Regions from separate parts of the Mus musculus genome. Here region 1 is linked to region 2. A link is a contact called in ENCODE Hi-C or POLR2A ChIA-PET data. All regions are on one chromosome and are shown on one strand. Each heading gives the region's core, a stretch centred on a gene start or an enhancer-like site at or near the end of the contact. The rest is flanking DNA. Distances are from core to core; before and after follow the strand shown.

Region 1 (6,990 bases), core at 2,911-5,410, 57 kb after region 2:
CCAAAAGATGGGCTCCGCTCTTCACACCGATACGTATCACTGTCACGGTGTTCCCGGTACCTCCGCTGGTAGGGTATACGATCATGGCTGCCAAGAGGGGGTAGCAAGATGAGTCAAGAAGGCCTACTAGCCAGGTTCCTGCTGCAGGGTTCCTACTAGCCAGCAGGCAAGAGGCCTTTGGCAGGGCCCCTGCAAAGGCTCTCAAGGAAAGCCTGTTAGAGCTGAAGTATCCAGGCTGAGGGGGAGTGAACAGGGCAAGAGAAGGTACAAAGATACAAAGCTTATTCTCCAGAGCCTTAGGTAATGACAGTGTCCCTCTAGTGCCACAGTGTCCCTCTAATGCCACAGAGGGAGGAAGAAGAAGGGGAGCACAGGAAGGCCTCCAAGAATAGCAGAGTTGACCAGGCTGCTACAACTGTAACTTTGGTCTGGGGACTTAGATAGGACTTGGGACCAGTCTTTCAAGGCTAGGGTGATGTTCCTACTTCTACTGAGGAAGACTCAGGGGTAGGGTACTGGCCTAGAAAATACAGAGGGAGAGAGACCACTCTGACAAAGAAAGAAAGGATGACAAGGAAGGTAACTTCTGTTGAGGCCAGGAAAAGGAAGCAAGCACAGGCAAGGATCCCAGAGAGGTCAGGGCAAGAATCTACGGGCGGCTGGGCAGAAGCAGCCATCTAAAGGAGCCTGAGAGCAGCAGAGCTCTGGGCCATTCTACTCATCTAGCTGAGGAAAGCTTCTTCCCACCCAGATCCCACTCACCTTCTGGACCGTGATCTCCGTGGGGGAGGCTCCCTTCGGGATGGGTATCGTAGTCGACCTTCATGCTCCCGACTGTAAGACCGCCTCCTCTTCCAGCGGTAGCTCAGGTATGGGTCTGGCTCTGGGGAACGGTATCGCTTACAGTGATGCATCTAGGCCACAAGAAAGAGAAAGCCCTGCTCAACACACAGCTCACTGCTTCCAGCCACAGGGCTGCCTGGTGCAGCCAGGTGCTCCTGAAGAAGAGGCCCATTGTTCTGTTTAGGGGTAGCCCCTCCCAGGGGTTTATGAAGTAAAGAAGAACTCTGATGTCACAGTGACAGAACAGCAGACAATGGGTGGATGACTCCCTCCTCTGCCAAGTGAATAAACAAACAGGTGCCTCTCCAGCCTGGCCCAGGGGCCTGAACACTCAAACTATGCAAGCCAGGGCCCAGATACAGAAGTAGATGTAGTGGGATGCTGAGCACTGCCACGGGGATGCCAAGGACAGGAGGAATGGAGAGGTTTTTTGCTCAATTTCTTCATGCCTATGGGATCCTATAACCTAAATGTTCTAGAAGCCTGGAGCTAATGAACTGGTGGCACAGAGCCAAAGTACTAAACTGAAACTTGCCTGGCTAAAGCAATGAACTGGACTCAACTCAAAGAAATTCAAAACTCTTCAGTCAGTGAGGAACCACAGTAGAAATGAGAACTCTGACCCTTGAGCAAAGACACAATGTCTCACCAATAGTCCCTACTCCTATCAGGTTCCAGCCAAGTGGGCCTGGGCCCAGAAGGCCTGCCCAGCTCTTGCTGACCCATCCAGAGTATCAGCCCAGAAAGGAGCCACAATCAGGTATCTAAGCTGCTTGCCTGAGGCAAATTTTAGTGGCCCTCAGACCAACTAGAGTCCCATACCAGGTGCTTCCTCTTTAACAGCATCATAGCCATCCCTTCTAGCTCCTCCTACTCCGGCACTCTTTCTTGTGCCCTATCTCTGAAGGAGCCAAGAAGACGTGGCTGTAGGTCTACACTGGGAAGTAGGACAAGTATTCCTTAACCACGGAGTACTTAGATCCAATACCGGAGACTCCCAAATGGGATCAGCAGCCAGTTCAGAGAGATGGCTACGTGAGTCTGGCACCGTTTTCACCCATATCCAGCCCCTTCACATTTTGTCCACCAGATGGCCAGGCATGAGAGCACAGCTTGTTTGCTTTCCAAGCCTTCAATTGCTCACACCCAACCTCTAGTAGTGCATAGTCCTAGGCTTGCCTGGCCAAGCACCTTTTAAACAAATCCATCAAGGCTGCTCCATCTCACCAGCACAGTCCAAAGATGAAATAGGTACTTGTGTATGAGCAGGATTGGGAGGCAATTTATGTAAACCTCTGGGAGCCCTAAGAAAGGCACTGTTGTTTTCACACTTATCTGAATGTCCCCCACCCCATGACCTTATGACAGGTGCTCAGGCTGTAGCCTGAAAGCAGTAGCCCATGTCTCACCAACTGACCCAAAAGACAACCTACTGGCCAGGCATACATCTTCCCAAAAGGCAAAGTGGTCCTGCCCATCCTCACCAGGCAGACAGAGCACCCTAAGCATCCTATCTGGAGGATGTTGTAATGCGGTCTAATCTACAGCAGACCAAAATTTTCCTTCTGGGACCTAAGTGGATTTCTATGACCACATATGTCTACTTGAGTGGAAAGTCACAGCCTCAGAGTCGAATGCCAACCTGCTCCACAGCAATACCACTTCACTGTTGCCTTTAGGCAAGTTATTAAACCACTTTAAGCTTCAGCCTCCTCTTGAAACAAGGGAACAATAATCTCTTACAGGCTCCATAGGAATTAAATGTCTGCCCTATAAAGTCAAAAGCCTAGCACAGGTTTGGGCCACAAGAAGTACTAAAGACAGCCTTTCATTAGCACTGAGAAGGTTCCGGCTAACACTCAGGGCTATGTTGAATGCCTTAATTTATAATTCCTTCCAAGGGACCGGGTAGGAAGTTTTGGCAGGAAACCTTGAACTCGATCCCAGTGTTGCCACTTACTGGCCCTGTGGCCTTATACAAGTCACTCTAGACCTAAATTGTCATGCCTGAAAAATGAAGATAACACCTCTCATACTGGCAAAGATGGCCCAATATTTTGGCCATGAAGTACCACACATAGGCAGTAATGGAGATAATCTCCCTTGCAACGCATCCCAGGCAGGTGAAAAATGGGAGCTACCAGGTGGCCCATGTCCTCCTCCCAGCCAGGTCGTTTGAGCCTATTTCTCACAAATTCTCCGATTCCATGAGTCCTCGGCAAAGAAGCTTTTTAAAACGTAAAGGCCACAATTATGCTTTGGGAGGCTCTGCTCTGAACAATGAAGAAAAAGGCAATGTGACCAATGAGACCAAGTTACTGGATGCCAATTTTTCTATGAGCACAGGCCTCTCTGGCTTCTCATTTGCTGTTCCTGGCTAGAGAACCGGGCTAACAAGAAGAGCAGCCAGCCAGGTCAGCGGCTGCCCTCCCGGATTCCTGCCACCCAAGCGACCCATGGTTATTTTTGGCTGGCAGTGCCCCACCACTGCAACCTCAAACCTGCCACCTCGCAATCTGCGGCTGCCACCGGGCAAAAACGCTCCTCCTTTTCAAGGGCACGGAGGAGGGAAACTGGAAGGCCGCCAACTCCGCCTTGATGGGGGCTAGACTCTGGCAATTCCCACCCAAGCATCAGGGCACCCGCACCCGGAACTAAAGCATAGAGGCTCCCGACCGGACCGAGGAGCAGCCTGGACATTTGTACTCCTGGCTTGGTCTGGCCCATTCTCCGGGATGGAGCGGTTCCATCATAACAAAACACGGAGGGGGCCGGCGGCCCGCACTCGAGTCCCTTCCTTCTGCCCGAATCCCAGGGATCTCAGAGCCCCGTTCCCCGTAACCGCCAAGGGAAGACCCGGCGACCAAAGGGATGGCCAGCCTGGGCCAGAATCAAACTCCAGGCGGCGCGCGAAGGAGATCTGCGGGCTAAGCCTCGAGCTCGGGGCAGGGAAAGCCTTTCCAGGATAGCCTAGGTCGGACGCGACCCAGCCAGCGGGCCGGCGCGGGACCCAAAGGGAAGCCTCCCAGCCGGCTCCGAGGCCGCTGGAGCTCCGCCTCCAACACCGCGGGAACCAGAAAAGGGGTCTGCAGTGACCGCCCTCAGGGAGAGAAGCGGCGGGTCAGGGGTGAGAGGTCGGGACCGCGGCCTGACGTGGGCCGAAGAGGGAAATAGGTCCAAGCCGAGACCCGACCGGGTGGCACGGTACCCGTACCGGCGTGGCCGTCCCCACCGACTCACCCCAGCTGCCCGGCCACGGGCTCGGGCCCACACTCACCGTCTCCCAGGCTCCGGCTGCGGCTAGGCCCCACTCCCCACTCCGAGCGCCTCTTCCGCTTCCGGCTCTGGCCTCCGCCCGTGGCAGCACCGCCCCCTCGCGTGACGCAGCCGTCGGCGGCCCGGGCTCGACCCGGCCCAGAGGCCTGACCGCTCTAGCCCCGAACTCGCAGACTCTGGGGGACTGGCCTGCCCCGCCAGGGTCCGGGCGACATCGGTGGAGGTCTCTTCCCGGAGGTCCCGGGAGCAGCCTCGGGCCGCGGCCTGCCCCTCTCCGTGTGGTGCTGCACGTAGGCCCCCGAGGCCGCATCGGTGCGCGACCACGGTCTGAGGACGGCTCTGGGCCTAAAGGAGGAACCCACCGGACTGCCAGGCTGGGGCCGCTTCCCCGCCGCGGCCCAGCTGTGCTCGCCAGCCTCTTCCTGCGCGCGGAGAGGACCGGCATTGTTCTCCCGGGGCCCGGGAGGGCGCTAGAGACGAAGGCGGTCGGTGCGCCCGGGCAGAGGAAGGCGGGCGCGACTCCGCTTGCGCGCAAGAAGCAAACGACACATTCTGCTCTCGGCTTGTGCGGGTTTTTTGAAAGTCCTGGTGCCACGCCCCAGCTGGCTCGAGCGAGCAGTCTCCGGGAAGATCCCCGCGAGCCTCGGCGGTGGGGTCTGACGGAGAAATCGTCCCCTTCCCTTGAACACCTCAGAGCGTCTTGCTGTCAGTCTTGCTAGGAAACCCGCGCCACACAAAAGCCCCGAGCCGCGCCGCGCTCCCGCTCTGCCACTCGAGTCACTCAGCCCGTCCTTTCGCTGCGGCATCGGGCGTGAGGCACCCAGTCTAGACCCCTCCCACCTACTGTCCAACGCTTTGTCGTGGCAGGATCATGAGGTCTTATTTTTTTTTTTTTCAGAAGAGAATACAAGTCGCGGTCCTTTGGTTGGGCCTCGCTTTGACAGCGTCCCCGCCCCCGCGCGTCGCGCAGCCAAGCGGGCGGGTGCCGCGCCTAATTGCCCCACGCCACGCGAGGTCCGCGAGGCTGCGGCGGCCGGCCAGGGCGGGGCATAGCTTTAGGATCTTGCTGACTCAACGCGGACAGCCAGGGTTTCCCAGGTGTCCCCTCCCCGTACGGGATGCGCGCCCACCAGGTGCTGTGGCTCCCTAGGCCCCCCTGCAGTGATGAAACTGCCTTTAGAGAGCTTTGCCTCTGGTTCTGACGTAATGGCCCGGCATCTTCATCACCAACCAAGTAAAAGCGGTTGAGTTAAAAAGCTGGGTGATTATGTTTTGCAAACTCAAACTGACTCATAGTCACCTTCCAACCCCACAGACATTCAACAGCCATTTCAACTGCTTCTGCCCGAGTCCTGCCCCATTGGTTTCCAGCCTAGAAGCCAAAGATTGAAATATCCAGGCGTCAGAAGATGCAGCTCCCACCTGAGGCCAGGCCCACACTGATAGAATTTCCTTCGTTCACAGGTTTCTGTGGTGTCGTCACCTCCTACCAATGCTGCCCAGCCATGTTTCCATGGCTACGGGAAAATAGCATCCTCCAGTTTAAGGCCGACATCCTCAAAAAGTTCCCATCTCCTGCCCTACCCCAAGTGTCAGAAATGAGATAATTTAGACCGTCTTCCTGCCTACCATCCTAACAGGAAAAATCAGGGCCATCTGCCTACAGCCCCCACTCTCTCTACAGAGAGGACTTCTTGCTGACAGCTGATATAGGAGCTGTCTCCTAGCCCTGTCCTCTCCAGAGGCTGCAGCTTGGCCTTCCTCCTGGATGGTCTCCCATTAGACCTTCGTCCTCTTGTCTCTCTTCATAAAACCTAGCAGAAGAAAAGAACTGGTTCTGAAGTAAAGTTAGGTTGATGAACGTCTCCCGGCATACACATCTCATCTCTGTGGTACTCTGTTGAGAGGAACCTTGGAACCGCTCCTCCACCCCTTGCTCAGCCCTGCGCTCCCCCAGAAGGAGACTTGCTGCTTACCCACTGCTCCAAAGCACCAGCTTCCACCAGCCTGTGCCCTGGGCCTGTCAAGCCTTTTCTGTGTGCCTGGTCTGTAGCTTGACTCCAGGGCACCAAGGTGATGTCCCGTTCTGCTTGTACTCAACTCCTACAGCTTCTATTTCTCTCTACCTTTCTTTTCCCCTCCCAGGTTCGTGGGCCCCAGTGCTCTCTCTTCTGTCTGCCCTTGAATTCTCCTCTGCTATATCTAGCTTTGTCCTGCCTGGAATGAATTGATGTACATTTGAGCCTCAGCTCTAAAGTCACCTCCCTGGAAAGTATCTTGGGAGAGGTCAGGTTCTTCTCTGTGCTGTGATGCCACTCTCTTGGCTCTCACCCAATACTCTGCACTTGATCTTAGCCAAAAGGCCGAGAAGCGATCACCCAATACTCTGGAAGTTCAACACAGCTTTGCTTCCCAAATCGGGCAAGAAACACCCTAACTCTGGAAGTCTCGCTTCCTCTTGGGCCTAGGTAGGGTGGACTTGTGGATGTTATGCCAGAGTGTAGGATCAGTCCTCACAGCCTGTTTTAGAGTGAACTTGGGTGATGCTGATGTAGGAAGACAAGGAGGGGCTTTGGGCCTGGAGTGGAGAGAGTCAATCTGCTTAAAGGGGGAGGGGCCTGCTGGAAGGTGGTGCCAACCTAAGAGGGACAAAGTTCTGGGAATATAAGATATGTAGGTGAGCACGGGGTCCCCAATGGAGGAGTTAGAGAAAGGAATAAAGGAGCTGAAGGGGTTTGCAACCCCATAGGAAGAACAACAATATCAACCAACTATATCCCCCAGAGCTCCCAGGGACTAAGCCACCAACCAAAGAGGATCTTTGCTCCTGCTCCTTCGCCTGCTTGCTACGTGAGACTGAGTAACTGCTAG
Region 2 (6,524 bases), core at 365-2,864:
TAGCAACAAACTGACTAAAATTTTTTTCCCATAAATTAAAACCCCTCAAGTGTGTTTGAAGCCATGAGCTCATAAACATTTCTAACTTTGTTTTTGGATTTATTTTATGTGTATTGAATGTTTTGCCTGCATGTATGTATGTACACCATAAGCATGCTGGTCCTCTCAGTGGTCAAAAGAGAGTGTTAGATCCCTTAGAACTGGAGTTATGGACAGTTGTGGGAAATGCTTTTAACTTCTGAGCCATCTCTCCAGCTTCTCTTTTCTCTTATTTTCTTTCTCCTCCCTCCCTCCTTCCTCACCCTCTCTCTTTCTTTCTTGGTGTGCTCAGAAATACTCCCCATAAGATTTAACCATGCTCAGTGGTGGTGCATGCATGCCTTTAATCCCAGCACTTGGGAGGCAGAGGCCATCCTGATTTACAGAGCAAGTTCCAGAGCTACATAGAGAAACCTTCTCTTGAAAAACCAAGAAGAAAAAATGAAAGAGATTTCACCTCAACAATGTTTTTCTTTTCGTAAGCACCACTAATTTCTCACCTCTAGTCAAACAGTATTGAGTATCTCAGCAAGGCAAAAGTTTCACTATGTAGTTCTTGTTAAGCGCAACCATTTCTCCAGCCCCACCTAGCCAGAACCACAGAATCTTTTTTTTTTTTTTTTTTTTTTTTTTTGGTTTTTCGAGACAGGGTTTCTCTGTGTAGCCCTGGCTGCCCTGGAGCTCACTTTGTAGACCAGGCTGGCCTCGAACTCAGAAATCCGCCTGCCTCTGCCTCCCGAGTGCTGGGATTAAAGGCGTGCACCACCACGCCCGGCTGGAACCACAGAATCTTAATTCAAAATAACAAATGGCCCCAATAGTCTTTAAATTTTCCTCCGAAACTTCACAAGCCAGGCAATCTGCAGTGCTCTCAACATTCTTAACTTCCAGTCTCCTACAGAACAGCTCACTGAGCTCTCATGGCTTTTCTAGCCTAAAATTCCAAAGTCCTTCCGAAACATGATCTGGTCTGTTCACAATACCCCACTCCTGGTACCAATTTATCTTAGTTTGGATTTCTATTGCTGAGATGAAACTCCATGACCACAATCAATTTGGGAAGGAAAGGGTTTATTCAGCTACACTTCCATATCACTATTCATCAAGAAAGGTTCTTGGAGTCAGGAGCTGGTACAGAGGCCACTGAAGAGTGTGGGTTACTGGCTTGCTCCCCATGCTTGCACAGCCTTTTTTCTCAGGAAAAAAAGCCCAGGACTACCAGCTCAGGGAGGGCCCCAGTTACAATAGCCTAGGCCCTCCCCACTCAGTCACAAATTAAGAGAAATATTGCATAGGCTTACTTACAGCCAGATCTTATAGAGCCATTTTCTCATTTGAGGTTCCCTCCTTTCAGATAACTTTAGCTTGTGTCAATTTGACAAACTAGCCAGCATAGTTCCTTCCTCCCATTCTCTTTCTTACTCCACTCAGATTTCACACACAGAAAACATCTTAGCTGCCTTGTCCATCAACCCTTAACATTACCCCAAGCTCTCAAATTTCCCGGGAGCCCCGCCCCTTGGCTCCGCCCTGTGTCAACGGAAGTGACATCACTCCGGGTAGGCCGAGACGCGGGGGCGTTTCCGGCGGAGGTGGCGGCTGCTTCTGTGTCTGTGGCGGTGGGCGTGAAGCCCCTCGGTGGGGTTTTGGCGAGCGAGGTCGTCTTGGTGTGCTGTGCAGCGCAGGCGGGGGCAGGCGGCGGGGAGGTGAGCACGAGGAAGGCTGCGTGTTCGCGGGTGCCCGTTGGCTGGCGCTTCCGGGTGGTCAGCTCGGTTTGCTTGTTAGGCTGCAGGCTTCCCGGCCTTGTAGATCTTTATATTGGCGGACAGGAGCTGCGGGTGTGTGTGTGTGTGTGTGCGCGCGCGGGTGTGTGTGTGTGTGTGCGCGGGTGTGTGTGTGTGTGTGTGTGTGTGTGTGTATATGCGTGCGCGCTCAAGAACCTTGTGTGTGCGCGCGCGCGCCCGCGCAGAAATTGTGGGGGTGCGCGCGTGCGGGCGTGTGGGGTACTCACTGGGTTAGGTATAGCCCAAGGATTCGGATTGGAGGCAATAACGGCTTGGTCTGTCTCAAGCCCGCTTTGGTTGCCACTGTGACTTCTCAAAGAGCCATTGCTCTTTGCCTTCATTTTCTTTGACCAGTGAGGTTAATAGCCAGTCGTGCGAGTGCCTCATAGTAGATGAGAACTTGTGTAACTTGTGAAGGACTGGGGTGTGGGACTAGAGATAGTGATGCCCTGCCAGAGCGCACGCACACTTAGCTGCCCTCGATGCACTGCCGCAGTTATCCTTTCTGTGTTGTGACTGCAGATATTAGTAATACTTGATCTGTGGTTTTAAGTGTTGGGGTGTGTTGGAGGAATAGTCTTCATCAACTTTAGTTGATTTTCAGTCTCCCCGTTGCAGAGTTAAAAGGACCCTTAATCTTTCCACAATCAAAATGACTATCCCCGAGTTATTCGTGGCTCATCTGGAACCCTCAGGTGGAACCCAGTTTTTTGTTTTTTGATTTTTGTTTTTTTAAAGAGAATGATGTATCTGTTTTGTTTGGGCACAAAATTCTTAGTTTTTGGTTTCTCTGAAGTAAAAGTAGTTGCAAAGAATGACCTTTTTTTGGTGACAGGCACTCAGTATATAGTTCTAGGTTAGAGCTACATAGTGAGAACCTGTAGAATTGTCTGTGTAGGTCAAACTGGCCCGGAACTCACAACGATCCTCCTGCCTCTGCCTCCAGAGTGCTGGGATTAAAGGCCTTCACTCTTTGACTACCAGGATTACTGGTTTTGATGTTACTGAGACATTTGGCCACTTGGGTCCCCTATTACCGAGTAATGCTCCTGCTTTAGCCTCTGGACTTCTGAGATTATAGATGTACACAACACACCTGACTGACAGTTTCTAATAAAGGCAAATGCAGTTTCATCTCAGATTTTTCTGTGTAATATTAACAAGAACCCATATAAAATGCTACTTAAAATGGAACTCAGAACTTGAAATAATTCCAATGTTTATAGTAGTAGACTGGCTAAATTCATTGATGCTTAAACAATACAGTACAGACACAGTAATTAACTTCTCCCACATGCAACAGCTGGATTTCACAGTTGTTCTGTTGATTAAAGGAAACCAGACACATGAACCTACATGGTTCCACTTTTGTGTTGTTTGAAAACAACATAACTTTCATGATGTCAGAATAGGAGCTCCGTTTTTTTTTTTTTTTTTTTTGGTTTTTCGAGACAGGGTTTCTCTGTGTAGCCCTAGCTGTCCTGGAACTCACTTTGTAGACCAGGCTGGCCTCAAACTCAGAATCCACCTGCCTCTGCCTCCCAAGTGCTGGGATTAAAGGCGTGCGCCACCACCGCCCAGCTCTAGCAGCTCCTTTATGGAGACACAGTGGAGCCTCTTGTGATATTTAGGTCGCAGCTGCATTGGGGATTACTGTGAACACTTCTGAGTACAAGATGTCATGGTTTGTACCTGTAGTCACAGTGCTTAGGAGGCTGAGGCTGATCTTGAGTTTGAGCTTGTCTGGGTTACATAGTGAGGCCACATCTTTGGTTGTTGTTGTTGGTTTGTATTTTTTTAAATGTAGAGTGATACACTTTTGTGTAGATTATAACTTGATGGAAAAGTGTAAAATAAAAGACCTCAAGATTTGTCCTGTGCTAGATATGTAACTCAGTGACAGAGGTGTACACAAGCTCTGTATTTGATCTCCATCAAAATGCATGCATGAGTGTACACACACACACACACACACACACACACACACAGAAGTAAAAAAGCCAGCCAGGCATAGTGACATTAATCCCAGTAGCTGGGAGACACAGGCAGGTAGATCTCTTGAGTTTGAGGTAGCCTGGTCTCCAGAATGAGTTCCAGGACAGCCAGGGCTACACAGAGGACTTCCCAACCACAGAAAGGTCCTTCTGTGGCTCCTGTCATCATCCTGCTTCACAAGCCCTAGCTTTTTTTTTTTTTTTTAACATGAAAGCCTTAGACTTGTAATGGATGAAACATATTTAGTGTGTGTGTGTGTGTGTGTGTGTGTGTGTGTGTGTGTGTGTTTGTGTGTAAGGGAGAGAGTTTCACTTGTTGTTGTCAGTGTTGGGGAATAGATGCAGAGTTTTGTGCACACAGTCTAGGAAAGCATTCTCCCACTGAACTGTGTCCCCAGTACTAGGAAATGTTGGTTTGTTTATTTTGCTTCCCTTGAGCCTGGCTTTTCTGTGTAGCTGTGGATATCCTAGAACTTGCTCTCTGCAACAGACTGGATTCAGACTTTCTGCAGTCCTCCTGCTTCGGCCTTTCAAGTGCTGGGATTACAGGCATACACCTCCATACCCAAGTGGGAGTTTATACGATAACCCATTTGATGATTTTTCAGTATATTGTCAATATATTTTACAGGGGAATTTCCAATAAAAATGGACAGTTACACATTAAATAGAAGCAAGAAAAAAATTGCACTTATCACATTTTTGAAGTGTTAACTAACATTTTGATTCGGTAGTTAGCACAGTATAAATTTGAATGTAAAATGTCAGGGCCTTAAAAATATTCATGGGCTGGAGAGATAGCTCAGTGGTTAAGAGCACTGACTGCTCTTCCAGAGGTCCTGAGTTCAACTCCCAGCAACCACAACCATCTGTAATGGGAACTGATGCCTCTTCTGGTGTGTGTCTGAAGACAGCTGTAGTGTACTCATATAAATAAAAATAAATAAGTCTTAAAAAATACATATTCACTGGAAAAACAAAAGAAGCTACTCTCCATTTAGTTAAATTTTAGTTGTCTGTTTTGTGTTTTTGTTTTTGTTTTTGTTTTTTTGAGACAGGGTTTCTCTGTATAGCCTGGCTGTCCTGGACTCATTCTGTAGACCAGGCTGGCCTCGAACTCAGAAATCCGTCTGCCTCTGCCTCCCAAGTACTGGGATTAAAGGCCTGCGCTACCACACCCGGCTTGTTTTTTAGTTTTTATGACAGCTTTTTATTATGCTTTATCTACTATCTAAAGTAGGTGTCAAAATTAGATAATGGATCGTAAATGATAGGTAAGAAAATGTGTGCTACCCTGACATAAAATAGGCAAAATCTGACAAGGAATGGAAATAAGCCTAAAGTAGGTGTCTTTATTGTTTGTTTGAGTTTCTTTGTGTAGCCCTGGTGTCCTGGAACTTACTCTATAGAGCAGGCTGGTCTCAAACTCCTTCCTGAGTGGTGGGTGATGGGATTAAAGGCATGGGACACCACTCTCTGGCCAATAGGTGTCTTTTATATATAGTAATTGGTTTAATTTTATATATAGCAATTTATTTAATTAAAATTTTGATTTTTATGTGCAAAAAGTGTTACCTGAATGTGTTCCTATGCATCATGTGTGTGCAGTACCTAAGGAGTCCAGAAGAGGGCGTCAGACTCTCTGGAACTGGAGTCACCCACATGTGTGTGATGGGAATGGAACCAGGATCCTATAGAAGAGCGGTCAGTGTTTTTAACTGCTGAGTCATCTCTCCAGCCCCTTTTATTCAACTGTTTAATTTTTAAAAATTTTTTATGATGCTAAAAATGAAACCTTGTGCCAAGGCTATACAGAGAAACCCTGTCTCAAAAAACAAACAAACAAACAAACAAACAAACAAAAAAACCCCGAAACCTTGCTTGCTAGGTAAATACTGCTCCACTGCTCAGTGAAAAACTTTTTCTCTCTTTTGTAAGACTTTGCACTGTTTCCTGTAATACACACTCTAAACAACTACACAGTCTTTGGTTTTTGTTGTTGTATTTTGTTTGTTTTCTCAGTAGCCCTAGATGTCCTGGAGCTTGCTCTGTAGACCAGGCTGGCCTCAAATTTATAGAGAATTACCTGCTTTTGTCTCCTGAGTGCTGGGATTAAGGGAGTGTGCCACCACCACCTGATGTCTACATGATCTTTGCATATATATATATCAATATTGCTTATTAATATGCATGTTCCTACTGAAGGTTTTGATTTTGTAGACAGATTTTCACTGTGTAATATGGGTTACCTAGAACTCTGTGTAGACCAGCCTGGCCTCAACTTAGATTCACTTGACTGGGAATAAAGGTGTTTTAAGCTGGGCATGGTGGTATGTACCTTTAACCCTATTCAAGAGGCAGAGATACACCAATCTCTGTAAGTCTGTGGTCTACATAGTAAGTTCTAGTTCCACCAGTAACATGATAAGGCCTTGTCTCAAAAAAACAAAAACAAATATAAAGCAGAAGTGTGTGCCCTTATACCTCGCTTTTTACCAAAGATTCATTTTTGATGTGTTTTATTTTCATGCTTTGTCTCCTCGGTAGCAGAGTGCTATCAAACAGCACTGAGTATAGAGCCTGACAGACTTGGTTGCTTCTCTTCGCAGTGATTCACATCTGAGACATGGCTATGGATTGGCTAGGCAGTATTGTGTCCATCAACTGTGGAGATAGCCTGGGCGTCTACCAGGGAAGAGTATCAGCA

The links. A loop is a pair of places that touch in the nucleus more often than their neighbours do. ChIA-PET counts read pairs that join two places held with the same protein, here RNA polymerase II (POLR2A).
Region 1: a map of regulatory T cell shows a loop between it and region 2 (2.0-fold over the local background). The contact joins the promoter of Clk3 here to the promoter of Edc3 in region 2. A Hi-C loop is called at or near these places in 1 of 37 maps with a recorded cell type or tissue (regulatory T cell). POLR2A ChIA-PET finds 5 or more read pairs at or near these places in 3 of 5 experiments (Patski and embryonic stem cell).

Annotation. Positions count from the first base shown.
Region 1 is chr9:57,760,954-57,767,943 of GRCm38, forward strand. It overlaps Clk3 (CDC-like kinase 3), which reads right to left and starts at 4,161. Exons shown (of 13, transcript NM_007713.5): 1 at 4,121-4,161; 2 at 763-914; 3 at 1-87. The coding sequence starts at 914. It overlaps Gm32510 (a long non-coding RNA gene), which reads left to right and starts at 6,497. Exons shown (of 3, transcript XR_870786.2): 1 at 6,497-6,587; 2 at 6,904-6,990.
Region 2 is chr9:57,706,955-57,713,478 of GRCm38, forward strand. Edc3 (enhancer of mRNA decapping 3) reads left to right here and starts at 1,615. Exons shown (of 7, transcript NM_153799.3): 1 at 1,615-1,745; 2 at 6,427-6,524. The coding sequence starts at 6,444.